Linked DNA regions of Homo sapiens: region 2 is linked to region 1. A link is a loop called in an ENCODE intact Hi-C map of the cell type or tissue named here. Cell type or tissue: mammary epithelial cell. All regions are shown on one strand. Links, peaks and the distances in the headings refer to the core of each region. The heading gives the core; the rest is flanking DNA. Region 1 overlaps TXN2 (thioredoxin 2). Region 2 overlaps MYH9 (myosin heavy chain 9).

Region 1 (8,328 bases), core at 324-8,323:
TGGAATTCGATGAGGTAATGTGTTTAGAAAGTGCGTGGCAAACGGTGCCTTTTAAGGAGCGGCAGTGGGGTCCGGTGGAAAGGGCCAGGGCTCGGGAGTCGAGGCGCCCCAGCATTGTGCTCTGGCCCCACCCTGGGCTCACTGGGTGTCTTTGAAAGAGTTACTCAACCTCCGATCTGCTCTGCTCCCACTGTGTCAAATGAGCTGACACCACTTGCCTTGTTGCCTGTTGTGAGATGAAGATCACACACACGCCACCTTCTATCAGATGACAGGAGGCAGCGAGGGTGGTTCCTGGGGGTGGGTGTGGAAGGCTGCCTGGCCTTGAATCCCAGCTCAGCCACTCAGGGGCTTTGTGACCTGGGGAAGGCTCCTCAACCTCTCGGGGCAGGTCTCAGGTGGAATCTGAAGGGCAACGCCTTCCCGCGGGGCTGTGCTGAGCTGAGACCCTCAAAACAGTGCCAGGTACCTGGGAGGTGCCTCCTGAGTCTGGGCAGGTCCTGCTCATCTTAACCAGGGCTTTTGGCCTTTGCAGGATGTTCACTCCACCAGCTTCCGTCTCCACTGACGCCAGTTGCTGGTTTTGTCCCCTCCATGTGCTTGTGACAGACCCCAGGGTCTGGGGTCCTTCAGAGGCCACGGGCCCCTCTCCTCCCTCGGTCTCGGCAGCCTTCCCAAGGCAGTCCTTGGGTGGGCCCCTGGAGAATGCAGACAGTTCTAATAGAACAGGGTGAGCCTCTGAGAACAGAGCAATACCAGCCCCATGGCATCCCTGGGGCCACGGAGTAGGGTGTCAGGATCCCCCTGCCGCCAAGCACCTGATTCACAGGAAGCTGGGGCCTCATCCAGGCAACCGAGCCCTAATGACAGCTTGGCCCTAGGAGCAAGGCAGACGGAAGGAAGGCTTTCTTGACTGGCAAGCCTGGCTCCCTTGGCACACTCCTCTATGGCCAAGGGGAGCTGGGGGCCAAGAGGGGTTGTCTGGTCCCAAGGCCCAGAAGTTCCTGCAGGCACCCATGGGAAGGATAGCCTGATCCCCACAGGGCCAGGCACCTGCTGGGGCAGCCAGGAGCCCTGTCAGTTGGGGAGGCCTCAGAAGGGTCAAGGGGATCAGCTGTGGGAGCCCAGGTTTCAGAGGCAACCACGTCTGGATAGAAACCCCAGCTCTGCATCCCATGAGCCACAGTGTCTACATCGGGGTAATGGGGACAACAGCCTCTTGCCTTAGGAGGGCACGAGGACTGGCACATGGCATCCTTAGAATAGCAGCCACTGCTGACAAGCATGTTAGTGAACAGGAAGGGCTGGTTGGAGAGAGTGTTGTGGAGTTAGGGGAGGATGTGGGGACAGTGGACAAGCCCCCTGGGAAAGGGTGACAAGTGCTCTGAGCCCACACAGATGTGACATTGCAGATGGTGCAGACCCTTGCTTTATTTGTCTGACTTGTTCACAGTTCAGCCCCCTGCTCAGAAAACCAACGGGCCAGCTAAGGAGAGGAGGAGGCACCTTGAGACTTCCGGAGTCGAGGCTCTCCAGGGTTCCCCAGCCCATCAATCATTTTCTGCACCCCCTGCCTGGGAGGCAGCTCCCTGGGGGGTGGGAATGGGTGACTAGAGGGGATTTCAGTGTGGGACCCAGGGTCTGTTCTTCACAGTAGGAGGTGGAAGGGATGACTAAGTTCTTTATCACAGACCTACAAAAAATGAGATAATTAGATATTACTCTCACTAGTTTGGGCTTCTTTTTTCTTTTTCTTTTTACAAAACAGCAGCTGGAAAGAGAAATGTAGGTGGCAGACGAGCCAGGCACGAGGTTTCAGATTGGAAGGGACCAAGATGAGGACCAAGGTGTGGCTGCCTGACTAGGAACGCTGTGGGCTGGCCCAGGCTCTCGCCACACATCCTGGGAGAACTGCCATAGGCCCTAGAAGGAGGGATGAAAGGCGTATGGGAGGGAAGACAGCGGTCCCCGGATCAGCAGCAGCACCACCATCCTCTGATGGCCCCTGGGCAGTCCGCCAGCTCGGAAGCACTCAGGGCTGGAGCCTGGGCTCTAAGCATGGGCCCCAGGAGCCAGACAGGAGGGAGGCAGCAGGAAGGGCTGGCATGGAAGGGCTGAGTTCTATTGGGGTCCCACGCGGGCAAGGGAACCAGGACTCATCCCTGCTTGTCAGCCAATCAGCTTCTTCAGGAAGGCCTCCAACTGATCCTCATCCTTGATGCCCACAAACTTGTCCACCACGTCCCCATTCTTCATGGCCAGCACAGTGGGCACCGCTGACACCTGGGTGGAGAGGACAAGGGGGTCCAAGTGAATTGGGAGTGAATACTTCTCAACTGCCACTCCTGAGCCTTTGTGGGGAAGGCTGGTGGCTTATCCAGGGCACTGACTTCCCAAAGCCATGGGCAGGCCTAGAGGAACATGGCTCTTCTCTCGGTGCAGGGGTACTGCAGGGCCCGGGGGCCACCCGCTGAAGAAACGTCTTCCATTGCGGGCTCCCAACAGTACCCTTCCTCCCTTAACCACAAGACTGACTCACTGGCCCAGTGGTTTTGCTGGAATGACAGGAGAGATGAAAATAACCCTTGCAGCTGCAGGCCAGGGCTGGGGGCAGGGAGGAGCTCAGGGGAAGCCTGGCCCAGGAGGAGACAGAAGCTGGGGGACAGTTCGAGTCCTGGCTTTGCACTCACTAGCAAGGGGGCCTTGGCCGGGTCACAGCACCTTTCTGAGCCTCAGTGTCCTTTTCCATAAAATGGGGGTAATGTCTACCTTTAGGGTTTGGGATGAACATTAAAGATTCAAGTATAGGCTGGGCACAGTGGCTTATATCTATAATCCCAGCCTTCTGGGAGACTGAGGCTGGAGGATTGCTTGAGTTCAAGAGTTCCAGACCAGCTTGGGCAATATAGTGAGACCCTTTGTTTACTAAACCCCCCCAAAATATTAGCCAGGCATGGTGGTACATGCCTGTACTCCCATACTCGGGAGGCTGAGGCAGGAGGATCGCTTGAGCCTGGGAGACTGAGGCTTCAGTGAGCTGTGATTGTGCCACTGCACTCCAGCCTGGGTGACAGAGACCCTGCCTCAAAAAAAAAGAGAAAGATTTGAGTATAAAGCAGAGCTCAGGCTGGGCGCGGTGGCTCACACCTGTAATCCCAGCATTTTGGGAGGCTGAGGTGGGCAGATCATTTGAGGTCAGGAGTTCGAGACCAGCCTGGCCAACATGGTGAAACCCTGTCTCTACTGAAAATACAAAAATTAGTCGGGCATGGTGGCAGGCACCTGTAATCCCACCTACTTGGGAGGCTGAGGTGAGAGAATTGCTTGAACCTGGGAGGTGGAGGCTGGAGTCAGTGGAGATTGCACCACTGCACTCCAGCCTGGGTGACAGAGTGAGACTCCATCTCATAAATAAATAAATAAATAAATAAATAAATACATAAATAAAGCAGAGCTCAGGTTCTGGCGGACGCAATCCGGCTCCTACCAGCCAGGTGAGCTGGGGCACGCCCCTCAGTCACTAAGCCTCAGTGTTCTCAGATGCAGGATGGAGATACTAAGGGCACTGCCATTAGAGGGCATGAAAGCTGAATGAAATAACGCAAGTAAAGGCTCAGCACAGCGCCCGGCAAATAAGCTTAGGAACCTGGCATTGTGCCTGGCATACTGTGGGCATTCAAAAAACAGTGGCTACAGAGGGCACAAGGAAAAGTCCAACACAGGCCCCACGAGAGCACATTAGCTTGCTGCTGTGATGAGTGACAGGGTCCAGAAACTCAGGGACTTCTACTGGACAGCATGAGAGGAGAGGCTTGGCCATACACAACCTGACGCTTATTAGCAGGTTGCAGGCAGATGGCAAGGACAACATTCTTGGTCTGTGAAGCATTTACTCAGTTCCCTCAGGGACCTGCATAGGTTATGTGGAACGTGGATGAGGCTGTGGCCCACCAGACTGGCATTGTGAGGTCTCTGCTGCCTGGGATCCCTGCCTGGCATTCGTGGGCATTTGAGAAAACCATTTAAACAGAACAAGATAGGCCGGTCGCTGTGGCTCACGCCTGTAATCCTAGCATTTTGGGAAGCCAAAGCGGGCAGATCACTTGAGGTCAGGAGTTCGAGACCAGCCTGACCAACATGGTGAAACCCCGTCTCTACTAAAAATACAAAAATTAGCCGGGCGTGGTGGGGCATGCCTATAGTCCCAGCTACTCGGGAGGCTGAGGCAGGAGAATCGCTTGAACCCGGGAGGCAGAGGTTGCACTGAGCTGAGATTGTGCCATTGCATTCCAGCCTGGGCGACAGAGCAAGACTCTGTTCCCCCCCTCAAAATAAATAAATAAAAATAAACAGAACAAGATAAACACAGACTTTTCTTACATACAAATTAAACTACAAAGTAAGAGCAGAGATTCACACAAACATACCAGGTCTTCACATATCCCAGTGCTGCCCTGCCACGGCCCATCTTGGAAGCCAGTAAGATTCAGAATGTTCAAAAACCATGCACATGGTAGTTAGGAAAGGCACGCAGGCCAGACCATCCCGCCCTCACCCACTAACTTTACGTGGCAGGCCCTGCACCCCACTCCTCACGGACACTTTGGGGACAAACACAGCAGGTCACAGGACACAGTCCTTGTCCTTGTTAGTGCCTCAGGCCCCTTCAAAGGCTGTCCCTGGGCTGATGTGGGTGGCAAACCCTGTCTCCAGGCAGAGCAGGGCCCGAAAGAGTTTGCTCCAGGAAGCGCCTGAAGCCACCAGGGCCTTCCCAGGCATTCTTTGGTGCCCTCTAGTGGTCTGCAAAGGCAGCTGGAGTGCCTCAAAGCCGGAGCCTCTTGGCAGAAGCAGAGAGCTCAGCCACCGGCTCCCACCTGCACACTGTCCTATTCCTTTAATTAAAATATATGCTTTATGCCACTGTATAAGAAGTGGCCTAACTTTTTTCACGGCAAGACTCTAAGTTCACTGAAGAGGCTCAGAGAGTGGACTTAGCGTTCCTTAAGAACTCCAGATAGGCACAAGCACAGTGGCTCACACCTGTAATCCCAAGTACTTTGGGAGGCCAAGGCAGGAGGACTGCTTGAGGTCAGGAATTCATGACCAGCCTGGGCAACATAGCAAGACGTCGTCTCCATAAAAATATTAAAAAAAAAAAAAAAGAACTCCAGATGAAGGCCATAATGATCTCACTCATGTAAACCTCCACACATGCTTGAACACGCACAGACCCTGCTGGTGTCAGGTAGACAGCAGATGTGCTGTCAATGGAGGTCTGGTCACTACTGATCAAGGGGATATTTTGAAGTTGAGCTTAAACACACACACGCATACACACATATATACACACACACACATACACACTACCCGCACTAGGGGCTCACAGGAAACCTGAGCTGGAATGGGACTTCCCTCGACCCTGAGGAGGCGGCTGAAGCTCTGCTGCTCCTGTGTCTGGCTCACACATCAGGAGGTGCCGGTGCCTGTAAACACTGCCTTACATGGAAGTGCACAGGGCCTTGGCACATTCTTCTGGAATGTTTTGAGTGTGAAAGAGGCAGTGACTGAGCCAACTGAGGGGCTGAGGAAAAGATACGCTACGACGTGTTGCCTGTCCTGTTCCGTGAAGCCACTTGGAACCTCCTATCCTTGGATAAAGACCCTCTGAACTCGGCAGGAGTGGGGGAGTGTGTACGTGTGCGCAGTCTCTTTCTGCTAACCCGTAGCTCGCCTGCACCGCCACTGAGCTCCGTGTCCTGGTATGTCTTCTCCTGTCCCACCCCGATGGCATCCATCTGTTAACTCAGCTAAGGGCCTACCAAGGGAAAGGCACAGTGCTGGGTGCTGCGGGATGTTGCAACCTCCTCCTCGGCTCATTGCAGAGTTAAAAGGAAAAGATCGCTGTCACATGCTGGGTGCTTTTTCGTGTCAGGAATGATATAAACACCTCTATACACTATCTCACACTCTCCTGGCTGTGGGCAGGATCATTTTAACGATGAGAATACTGAGGCTCAAAGGGTGAGCAACTGTTCCAAAATGATGTGGTGTAGGACAGGCGCGGCAGCTCCTGCCTGTAATCCCAGCACTTTGGGAGGCTGAGGAAGGTGAATCATCTGAGGTCAGGAATTCGAGACAAGGCCGGCCAATGTGGTGAAACCTTGTCTCTACCAAAAATACAAAAATTAGGCCGGGCGTGGTGGCTCACGCCTGTAATTCCAGCACTTTGGGAGGCTGAGGCAGGAGAAGTGCTTGAATGCGGGAGATGGAGGTCGCAGTGAGCCGAGATTGCGCCACTTCACTCCACCTGGGTGAAAAGAGTGAGACCCCCTCTAAAAAAAAAAAAAAAAAAAAGCTGGGATCTGAAACAAGATCTGTTTGACTTTGCAGTCCAGGGGATCAAACTCTGTTGTGCTTCTGCCCAGCAGCAAAGAGAGAGAGACATCTACTGAGTCCCAGCAGGGGGAAGAACGTGGGGACGCATTAAAGGATTTCATGCTTCAAATGCAAAATGCCAAGTGCTTTGTAAAAGCTTTTAGATATGAGAGGGTTCTTGGAAAAACGATTATTGAAAAAATGAACTACATAACATTCTGGCAGAATTAGGTAGACAGTGAAAAGATCAAGAGTCGCCAGGCCTGGAGGGAGGAGGAAGGAGAGATGAACAGGCAGAGGAGAGAGGACATGGAGGCAGTGAAATGACTCTGGATGATGCTAGAATGTGGACACCGGCTATGACACATTTGTCCAAACCCACAGCAGGCACAACACCAAGAGTGATCCCCTATGTAAACTTTTGGCTTTGGGGGATAATGATGTCCGTGTAGGTTCATAAGTTGTGACAAATGGACCACCCTGGTATGGGCTGTTGATAGTGTGGGAGGCTGGGCATGCGGGAGGACAGGGGACTTATGGGAAGTCTCTGTACCTTCCCCTTCCTCTCAATTTTGCCACGAACCTAAAACTGCCCTAAAAACATAAAATCCTCAAAAAGAACAACAACAAAAAATGAGATCAGTGACTGCTGGGGGGTTAAGGGGGTGAGGGGCAGGAAGGAGAGGTGAACTGCTGGAAAACAGGGGAACCGAGGGCGGTGGAACGGTTCTGTATGGCGCTGGAATGGTGGACACATGCCATTATACATTTGTCCATGAACTTTCTCACTGGCAAGCAGTCTGTGCTGAGAGCGGCAGCTGAGACACGGCCTTCCAAAGAGCAGTTCCTCCCCACAGAAAGTCAGTCCGGGGCCTTCAGAACCAGAAAGTCAATCTGGGGCCTTCAGAATGAAAAAGTCAGTATGGGGCCTTCAGAACATTGGCTTCTCTCCATGTCGGCTCAGGACACCCAGCCCTGGCATTACCTGGGAGCTTGTTAGAAATGCAGTCTTGGTGGCCGGGCGCGGTGGCTCATGCCTGTAATGCCAGCACTCTGGGAGGCCGAGGTGGGCGAATCACTTGAGGTGAGGAGTTTGAGACCAATCTGGTCAACATGGTGAAACCCCATCTCTACTAAAAATACAAAAATTAGGCCAGGTGTAGTGGCTCACGCCCGCAATCCTAGCACTTTGGGAGGCCGAGGCGGGCTGATCACCTGATGTCAGGAGTTTGAGACCAGCCTGGCAAACATGGTAAAACCTTGTCTCTATTAAAACTACAAAAATTAGCTGGGCGTGGTCGTGGGCACCTGTAATCCCAGCTACTCGGGAGGCTGAGGCAGGAGAATCGCTTGAACCTGAGAAGCGGAGGTTGCAGTGAACCGAGATCGTGCCATTGCACTCCAGCCTGGGCGACAGAGCGAGACTCCATCTCAAAAAAGAAAAAGGATTTTAGGCCTTAAAGAAAGCCATCATGGGGGGCACTGTAGTTCTCTCAGAGGAAACTTCTTCCTCAGGCTCTCTTCAGAAAGAAAAGAGGAAGGAAGGAAAGAAGGAAGGGAGGGAGAGAGGGAGGGGGTCAGGAAGAACCCTGGCTGGAGCTTCCTAAACCCTGCAATGATGTCAGACCAGGGTTTGGCTAAACAACACGGCTGAGACCAAGTGATGTGGGCCTAGCAGCCTTGAGGCCTTTCTGTGTGACAGCACAGTCCCCAGGCAGTGGACAGGGCGGGAGCGGTGGGTGTGGGGGGAGATTGAGAGGATTCCACAGGAGGCATCTCCTTCTCACTTCCCAGGCTTCACCGCAGGCCTTCAGTGCCCACTCCCACAACAGCCTCCCGGGGACGGTCCTCGGCATTCCCGCCACCCCACGAGACACTGGAGCAGGGCCTGTGGGCTTCTTTGCATCTGCAGTAGTTACCATAGTCCCTGCACATGGCTGGCCCTCAGGGGGT
Region 2 (8,328 bases), core at 215-8,214, 100 kb before region 1:
ACTATATCTGCCGTACACTAATTTTTATTTTGTTTCCAAGAGGCACATCACTGGCCAGGGGTCAGCAACAATCTCCCTGCATTGATCAAGCGGTCATTACAGTGGACTCTGATCATGGGCTTCAAAAGGAGAGGGACCTGCTCATGGTGATTTTTCACTTACAGCCTTCACAGAAGGCATCTGAGGACGAGCCGCAGCCAGGAGGTAGACAGGCTGCCTGTGGAATGCCAGAGCCACCACTTAACTAACAGCAAACTTTGCAGCTTGACTTGGGCCCCAAGCCTCAGTTTCTCCACCTGTAAAATGGAGCTGATCCCAGCTACCCCCATGGACAGCTACAAGGAGCCCCAGTGGGTCTAGCTGACAGCCCCCACCCCCACCCCCACCAGCCCCTACTTCTGCATTGGATCGGAGTATCGTCTAACTCACAGTGCCACTGTGATGACAAAATAAGCTCCCAGAGCTGGGCTCGGGGCAGCCCCGAACACCAGCCCCTCCCCCATGATCTTTGCCTCCTCTCAAGACAGCCTGTGTCACCACTGAGCTCATAATGAGTCAGTCACAGACGCTGCCCTCACACAGCCCACTTCGAGGGTTTGAAGTCACATCCTGCCTAACCCAACTCGACATGATTTATTCCACCCCAGGAAGGTAGCTCATTTCCCAGAATTTTGTTAAGCCCTTTAGTAAAGGAGTCTGATCTGGCAAGGGGCTCCCTTTACAGCCCTGGCTGAACATGCAGCTCAGCTCGGGCCTGGAGGCAGGAACCACCCTAAGTCAGGGCTGCCAGAGGCGCCAGGGCATCTCATCCTTGGGGCCCCAACATTTATCTTAAGCTGTAATTTTTATTTTTTTATTTTATTTTTTTTTGAGACAGAGTCTCACCGTCGCCCAGGCTGGAGTGCAGTGGCACAATCTTGGCTCGCTGCAACCTCCTGGGTTCAAGCAATTCTCCTGCCTCAGCCTCCCAAGTAGCTGGCATTACAGGCATGCACCACCGTACCCAGCTAAATTTTGTATTTTTAGCAGAGACGGAGTTTCACCATGTTGACCAGGCTAGTCTCAAACCCCTGACCTCAAGTGATTTGCCCACCTCAGCCTTCCAAAGTGCTGGGATTACAGGCATGAGCCACCGCACCCGGCCTTTTTTTAAATTTTAATTTAAAAACTTTTTGTCATAAATACAAACATGTCTAACAAAACTGTCACAATGTGACATACACATGCTATTCACTCTGATTCTTTTCCATTCAAGTCTATTTTATTTCATTTCTAAACACACTGGTTGCCCGCCAGGCATGGTGGCTCACGCCTATAATCCAGGCGCTTTGGGAGGCTGAGGCGGACAGATCACCTGAGGTCAGGAGTTCAAGACAGCCTGGCCAACATGGCAAAACCCCGTTTCTACTAAAAATACAAAAATTAGCCAGGCACGGTGGTGGGCACCTGCAATCCCAGCTATTCGGGAGGCTGAGGCAAAAGAATCACTTGAACCTGGGAGGCAGAATTTGCAGTGAGCCAAGATCCTGCCACTGCACTCCAGCCTGGGTGACAGAGCGAGACTCCATCTCAAAAATAAATAAATAAATAAACAAACAAACTGGTTGCCACTCACTTCACGACCCACCGATGAATCTCACTTGAAAGTTCTTGAAAAACACCACCGTGACTTATCTACGCTAGGAAGGAGAGGAACGATCTGCCTAAGATCACATAGCCAGGCCAAGCAGAAACTCAAGTCCAAAGCCAAAGGGAAACTCAGTGAGAGGTGGGGGGTCGGGGGGAGTGTCCCACTCCAGGCAAGTGAGACTCAGCTGTAGCAACCCAATCACCTGACACATTCATCTCGTGGTGTTTACATCATCTGATCCCGCCAGCCTTGGCAAAGTGAAGGGTCACGCGGCCCCTCCCCCTAAAAAAGGAGAGAGCCTCAGAGGCTCAGGGAGGCTAAGTGACTTGCCTAGGTACAGGGTTTCCCGGGAACATCCCTGCCGATGTGCAGGGGCAAGAGCACAAGAACGAAAGAGGAGCCCACCTTCCTCAGCATCCAAGGTAACAAGAGATCAAGTCTGGCATCAGAAACATCACCCCTCCCATCTCCAGGCCCAGCCCCACACTGAAGAGATACCCAGAAGTGACGGTGTTCTAAAGGCTTAAATACAAGAAGGATCATCAGGGAGGGGAAGGCCACTGTGCTGGAGCTACAGTGATGAGCCCCAGGAAAGTGATCACCCCTGGGGTGGCACAACTTAGACTAGAACAAACCCCCATCCTGATCCTAACGGCCCCCAGGCTGCATCCGTTATGCGACACTCACGTGTGCACACTCTACAAATGGAAAACCCAAAGCTTCTATTTGTCTAGGTCAGTGGTCAAGGACCCCTTTGAGAACTTGTGAGAGGTGGTGAACGCCTTGCATACCACGTTAGGGGGCTCGCAGAGACTCTGCAGTGCGGTCCATGGACTTTTAGGAGTCCCCTGGTCACAAGCTCAAAGGTAATGGGGCACTAGTGCGGCCTCCTTTTCTACCAAGGCAACATGAACAAAGACTTGAGGCAGGATCTCTTCCTTCGTCACCCTCCGGAGGGTTAAGCAGGATCTCGCTGAGGAAGCAAAGCTGTGGACAGAATAACCCAATAGCAAGAGTCCACGTGGCACGGGAGGGAGGCCGATTCTCCTGCACTGCTCTGGGGTGCCCTGGACTCCAGGAACAAGAAGCCCAAAACTGAAGGGTGAACGGTCTCTCCTCCCGACATTTCCATCCCTTGCTCCGGTTCTCAAATGAGCAAGCACACAGCCAGCCCTGGACATATAGAAGGCATGGCAGGCAATGCCAAGCTTTCCAGAGAAGCATCCCAGAGCCTCCTGCATTCCCCGGGGGAAATGATCAAATACAAGTGAGGATGAAATCCACTTATTTTGCACTTTACAGAAAAATTAACTTACCGCTCCTAGACTGGGTTGCGGCAGCACCCTTGTCTGAAAGGCTGGCCAACCCCAGTGTCCTTGAGCAGGCAGCCTGGCCGGCAGGATGACCTTACCAAGTCCTTCCCCAGAAACGTGACTACCGCTTACTTTACCACTCACCAAGCAGCACTCCTTTGCCCAGGCCACAGTCTGGTTTGAAAGTGGCCAAAGCTGTGGCTGCACATGAAAGAAGGAAGCAGCAGCGGCCCCTGCTCTAGAGAGCTGCCAGATTTGGGCCAATGCCATCCTGCCCTGGACAGAGCCCCAGGCCCCCTCCTCCCCTCCCCAGTCCAAGATGGGTGCATACAGACTTGCACACACACAGATATGCATGCACACAGACACGTGCAAAGATCTGTGCACACAGAGGTGCAGAGACATGCACACAGAGACCTGTGCAAACAGACATGCACATATACAAACACACACACACACATGCCTGCATACAGACACCCCAGAGGATGCTGGGATATGGCCGAAGTCAGGCCAACCTGGAGGTAAGCGCTGGATTCTCCTCACTGGTTCAGGAAATCCGGCAAATTATTTAAATGTCCTGAACCTCCCTTTCTTCATCTGTACAATGGGAATGAAAAGGCCCACCTCCCAGGACCCTGTTGGTAATTAAATAACGGCCACTTGCACTTTATTCTGAGTGCTTTTCACCAGGAATCTCACTTTAGCACACAGCACTCTTGTGAGGTAGATTCTAGTGGTATCCCGTTTTGCAGATGGGGAAACAAGGCCAGAAGGCTTACTTGCTGAAGGACACACAGGCACTAGCTGCCGGTGTCTGTACCCTGCAGGTCTCACTTGGGGCTCCAGGTCTTCCATCCCTAACCACTCTGCTCCACTGCCTCTAGGGGTGCAATGAGACAGCGAATGCACACAGAGCATCTGGCAAGGCGTCACATAGGACCTGGTCAACAGCAGTTGCTCCGTGATCAGGAAGGAGAAGCGCAGAGGTGGACCCGCAAGCTTTCCAGTAGCCCAGGGCCAAAGCACCAGTATCTGTCCTCCTGTCTGCTACCAATCCCCTCCAGCAGACTCACTTTTAACCCAATTTCTCTAAGATAACAGTGCTGGGAGGTGGAGGAGTGTTATCTCCCCACCCTTACCCCTCCCAGCTGTCTATATCGCCCTAAACAGCCAGGAATTTAATAAGCCTGGAGTTGTCTCTGACTCCCAACCACAACCAATTCGGAATGCCCCAGGTCCTGCAGCACAACAAAGGCTGCCCTGCAAAGCCCGGAAGAGCCTGCGAAGCCTGCCCCGTCCGCGATAGAGCATCACATTCTTCAGATTCTTGTGTAAAAGCCAGAAGTAAGGCAAGGGGGTGGGGGTGGGGGGGCTCTAATTTCAACCTAAGGGTCATTAAAGCCTGTGACCTGTATTAAAAGGGAAGAGACCCACCCCTCTGCAGCCCCTCTGTACCACGCTGGTCCTCCAAGGTGTATGATACTGCACAGGTCAGCACACCCAGGCCTCACAACCAGAAAGCGCCCTCAGCCTAGCGTCCCCACTTTGAGGACATCAAGCCTCCAGGACACACAGCTAGTCAATGGCAGGAGGGATTTTGCCAGACTGATCTTCAGCATCGTACTGGTGGCCACTATCTATTTCTTTCTGTCTAACATAGGTTTAAAGTTCTAGCCAGAGAGTCCACAGAACTAACCCCAGGTAGAGTTCAGGGGAAGACGTTGAGGTGCTGATGGAGACTCGTGAATTCCACAGTGCTCGGCAGCAAGTAATTAATCTCATGATGAGGCGTTTTTCATGAGCATTTGGCATTATATACCCACCTCCCCCTCGCCCTGGCAAAGGCAGGAAACAGTGGGCGGCAGGCCGGCTCTGGGCAGAAGGCGGGCTGAGAACAGCATGCTGGTGGGCTAGGAAGGTACGAGGGGGCGGTATCCATTCTTCAGAGGGAGGACAGCAAAAACCCAGGTTCCCCACAAGGACCAGGCTAACCAGACCTCACACCAGCCTGCCAGCCTTCACCTGCTGTCTACCCGACAGGTCTCTTAGGATGGAACAGGGAGGGCTGTAATTTACAGCTGGTGCCATAAAGCCAACTAGGTAACGCGACCCAGCAACCACCACTGTGAGGCTATGTGTGGAAGTCTACAAAAACCCAATTTCACAACTATTGTCCACATAGTGGTTGAAGTGGGATGAGAAGGCAGGAGAGGCGATGGAAGTAGATATGGAAAATAACTGGCCTGAAAATGAGGAGCTGGGAGAGGATTTTAGATCATTCACTTGCTACCTGGGGCTAGTCACGTAGGTTTTCTTGGACTCTCAACATTCCCAGCTACAAAATAGGAACACTAATACTGCCACCTTCATGGGATTGAGAGACTTTTGTTGCAATAACTTGAAAGTGACTTTAACCTTTGTAACGTGATATAAAAAATAGACTGAAATTTTTAAACAGATAAAAATATATCACCTGGCACTGTGCCAGATAAATTGTGGACAGATAAAACATATAAACAATAAAGCTATACTTTATTAGCATCAAAACCCTCTGTGGCATTTATTTTCCTCATTCCACAGATAAGGAAAACTGAGGCACAAAGAAAGATTGTATGACTCACTCAAGGTCAAAGGGCCTGCAGGTGGGAGAACCAAGATTAGGGCAGATGGTCTGAGTCCAGAGTGCCTGCCTATTTACCTAAGCACCAGACACACGCCCATCATGCTGGTGAGGCTCAGAAGCCAAAGAAATAAAGCCATCTACCCAGGACATCAGGGTCTGTGCCACCCACATTCTAGTATGAATATCCTCACCTGTTTCTCAAGCATGTATCAAGTGCTCACCATGGGCAAGGCACCATGCAAGGGTCCTGGCGACAAGGCCTCTAAAAGGGGAAGCAAGACCAGCACATAAGCCAGCACAGAGAATTGCTAAGACATGAAGCAGTCCGCTGGGAACAGTGGCATAAGCGAAGCATTTGGCAACGCACGCTCGAACCGCAGCCATCCAACACTCGGGCCAGTACCTGGGAGTTTAGGTTATAGTCCTGCACCAGCTTTCTACAACAGTTCCTCCTTACCGGTGTCAAAAGTGCTTATGACTTAACAGAGGGGAGGAGCCACCTCCAAGAACAATTGGCTCACAGGCACTGGGCAGAAGGCAGGGCAGCCTGGGAGCTGGGAGCAGCCAGGGCAGCCCCCACCCAGTTCTCAAGTGTTTTGATCAGAAGTAGAAGCCCGGAGCAGAGAGCAAAGTGGGACAAAAGGAAAAAGCGCTGGTGAACCAGGGGTGGGCAGTGGGGGGTGGGAAGAAGGGCAGGAGGGGCATTGATACTTATCGGGAGTCCATCATGAACTAGACACTGCTGAGAGCATTTCATACTTTAGCTACCCAGAGAACACTAACAGATAGTTCTATGAACCAGAATTTACAGATACAGAAACTGGAGCTCAAAGCAATTAAACAACCGGTAGAGCACCGTCCTGGAGGGCTCCTCCCCCAGATCTGAAGGCATCCACAGAATGTCCCTGGATCAGAGAACCCTCTGCTGACACAAACACACTCCCCTACTCCCTTCTTCCCTGTTACAGATTGAATTGTGTCCCTCCCAAAAATATCCATTATGTTGGAGCCCTAACTCCCAGTACCGCAGAATGTGACTGGTATTTGAGGACAGGGCCTTGGAAGAGGTAATTAAGTTAAAATGAGGTCCTTCGGGTAGGCCCTAATCCCATGGCTGGTGTCCTTATAAGACGAGGAAGAGACACCAGGCGTGTGCGTGCACAGAGCGAAGACCATGTGAGGACACAGTTGGCAGACGGCCATCTATGAGCCAAGGAGAGAGGGCTCAAAGGAAACCAAGCCTGTCCACACCTTGATCTTGCATTTCCAGCCTCCAGAACTGAGGGGATAAATGTCTGCTGCTTAACCACACAATCTTGTACTTCATCATAGCAGCCTGAGCAATTTTTTTTTATTCGTATTTTTATTTTGAGAAAGGGTTTCACTCTTGTTGCCCAGGCTGGAGTGCAATGGCGCCATCTCGGCTCACTGCAACCTCTGCCTCCCAGGTTCATGCGATTCTTCCTGCCTCAGCCTCCCAAGTAGCTGGGATTACAGGTGCCCACCACCATGCCTGGCTAATTTTTGTATTTTTAGTAGAGACGGTTTCACCATGTTGGCCTGGCTGGTCTCGAACTCCTGACCTCAGGTGATCCGCCCGCCTCGGCCTCCCAAAGTGCTGGGATTACAGGCGTAAGCCACCACACCCAGCTGCCTGAGCAATTTAGTACCTCTCAACATACCCCCTCATCTGCTTGGGCTCTCTACAGCTCTTACTGTCTTGACTTTCCTAGTAAGTATGTTTGATTATTGTTTGTTTCCGCCACTAGAGAGTAAACTGCAGGGACTTCAGTTGCCTTAATCAATGATGTGTCCCCAGAACCTAGAACAGTCTCTAGCAACTGATATGTATTTAATGAACAAATAAATTGAATGAAAATGAAATGTAAACCCAGCAGCTGCTTCTGAAGTCACCCACTCCCTGCCCCACACCCCACTTCCTGTTGCTTTCTCTATTCCTTGTATCCACCTCTCCTTCCTCCAATATAACAGCTACTAAATAATTTTAAATAGTATAAATTCAGACCACGTGCAGTGGCTCACATCTGTAATCCCAGCACTTTTGAAGGTCAAGGCAGGAGGATCACTTGAACCCAGGTGTTCAAGACCAGCCTGGGTAACATAGCAAGATCCCATCTCTACCAAAACATTTTAAAATCAGCCAGGTGTGGTGGTGTGCACCTGTAGTCACAGCTACTTGGGAGGCTGAGGTGGGAGGATCACTTGAGCCCAGGAGGTTGAGGCTGCAATAAGCTATGATTGTGCCACTGCACTCCAGCCTGGGCAAAAGAAAGAGTGAGACCCTGTCTCTCAAAAAAAAAAAAAAAATGACAGGTAATAAAAAAAAAAAGTTAGGTTAAGGTTTAGATTGTGTTTTTGCTGAGTTTGTATTTAATCATGGGAGGTATTAAGGACTGTGACAGAGCTGTCCCAGTGAAACCTCAAACCCGAGAGGCCTGGTGCTGATCCAGGTCCCAAGAGCAGGCTGGAGGGGAGGACGCAAGGAGCTCGGCAAATCTGCAACACACAAGGGCAGCGGTGGCCACTGTGACCACCTGGGCCCCCAGCCCTGTTCGTGCCCTCGGTGGGGTGGGGAGCAACAAGACTTTGGAAACTTTCCCATAAGCAAACGACTTCTCTCCTGCTGTCTAGGAAGACAGCAGAATTCAGGTCAGCGGGACTTGAGTGGGGAGCCGGGGTTGGGGAACAGGGGCCTTGGAGGCCGAAAGAGGCAGCCACAACACCTGGCAGAGGAAGCCTTT

What was found. Peaks named below come from ENCODE experiments on the same cell type or tissue, not always from the same donor. Only the 100,000 strongest peaks of a DNase experiment are listed, where the experiment ranks them.
Region 2: a loop joins it to region 1, with 5 times the contacts of the local background. A loop is called at or near these places in 25 of 110 quality-filtered maps.

What each region holds. Positions count from the first base shown.
Region 1 is chr22:36,465,635-36,473,962 of GRCh38, forward strand. It overlaps TXN2 (thioredoxin 2), which reads right to left. Exons shown (of 4, transcript NM_012473.4): 4 at 1,412-2,283. The coding sequence ends at 2,170. Among named protein-coding and RNA genes, the nearest start is that of TXN2, 12 kb to the right of the region's middle. RefSeq lists an enhancer at 4,269-5,105. In mammary epithelial cell, for the core only: CTCF peaks have their summits at 4,789 (motif pointing left) and 5,351; DNase peaks (open chromatin) are centred at 2,557, 4,787, 5,227, 6,067 and 1 weaker place; H3K27ac peaks cover 3,652 bases.
Region 2 is chr22:36,364,617-36,372,944 of GRCh38, forward strand. The region is part of intron 1 of MYH9 (myosin heavy chain 9); the gene reads right to left. Among named protein-coding and RNA genes, the nearest start is that of MYH9, 19 kb to the right of the region's middle. RefSeq lists enhancers at 469-558, 569-668, 4,655-4,744 and a silencer at 4,048-4,342. In mammary epithelial cell, for the core only: a CTCF peak has its summit at 3,816; DNase peaks (open chromatin) are centred at 555, 4,165, 6,045, 6,765 and 1 weaker place; H3K4me3 peaks cover 194 bases; H3K27ac peaks cover 7,167 bases.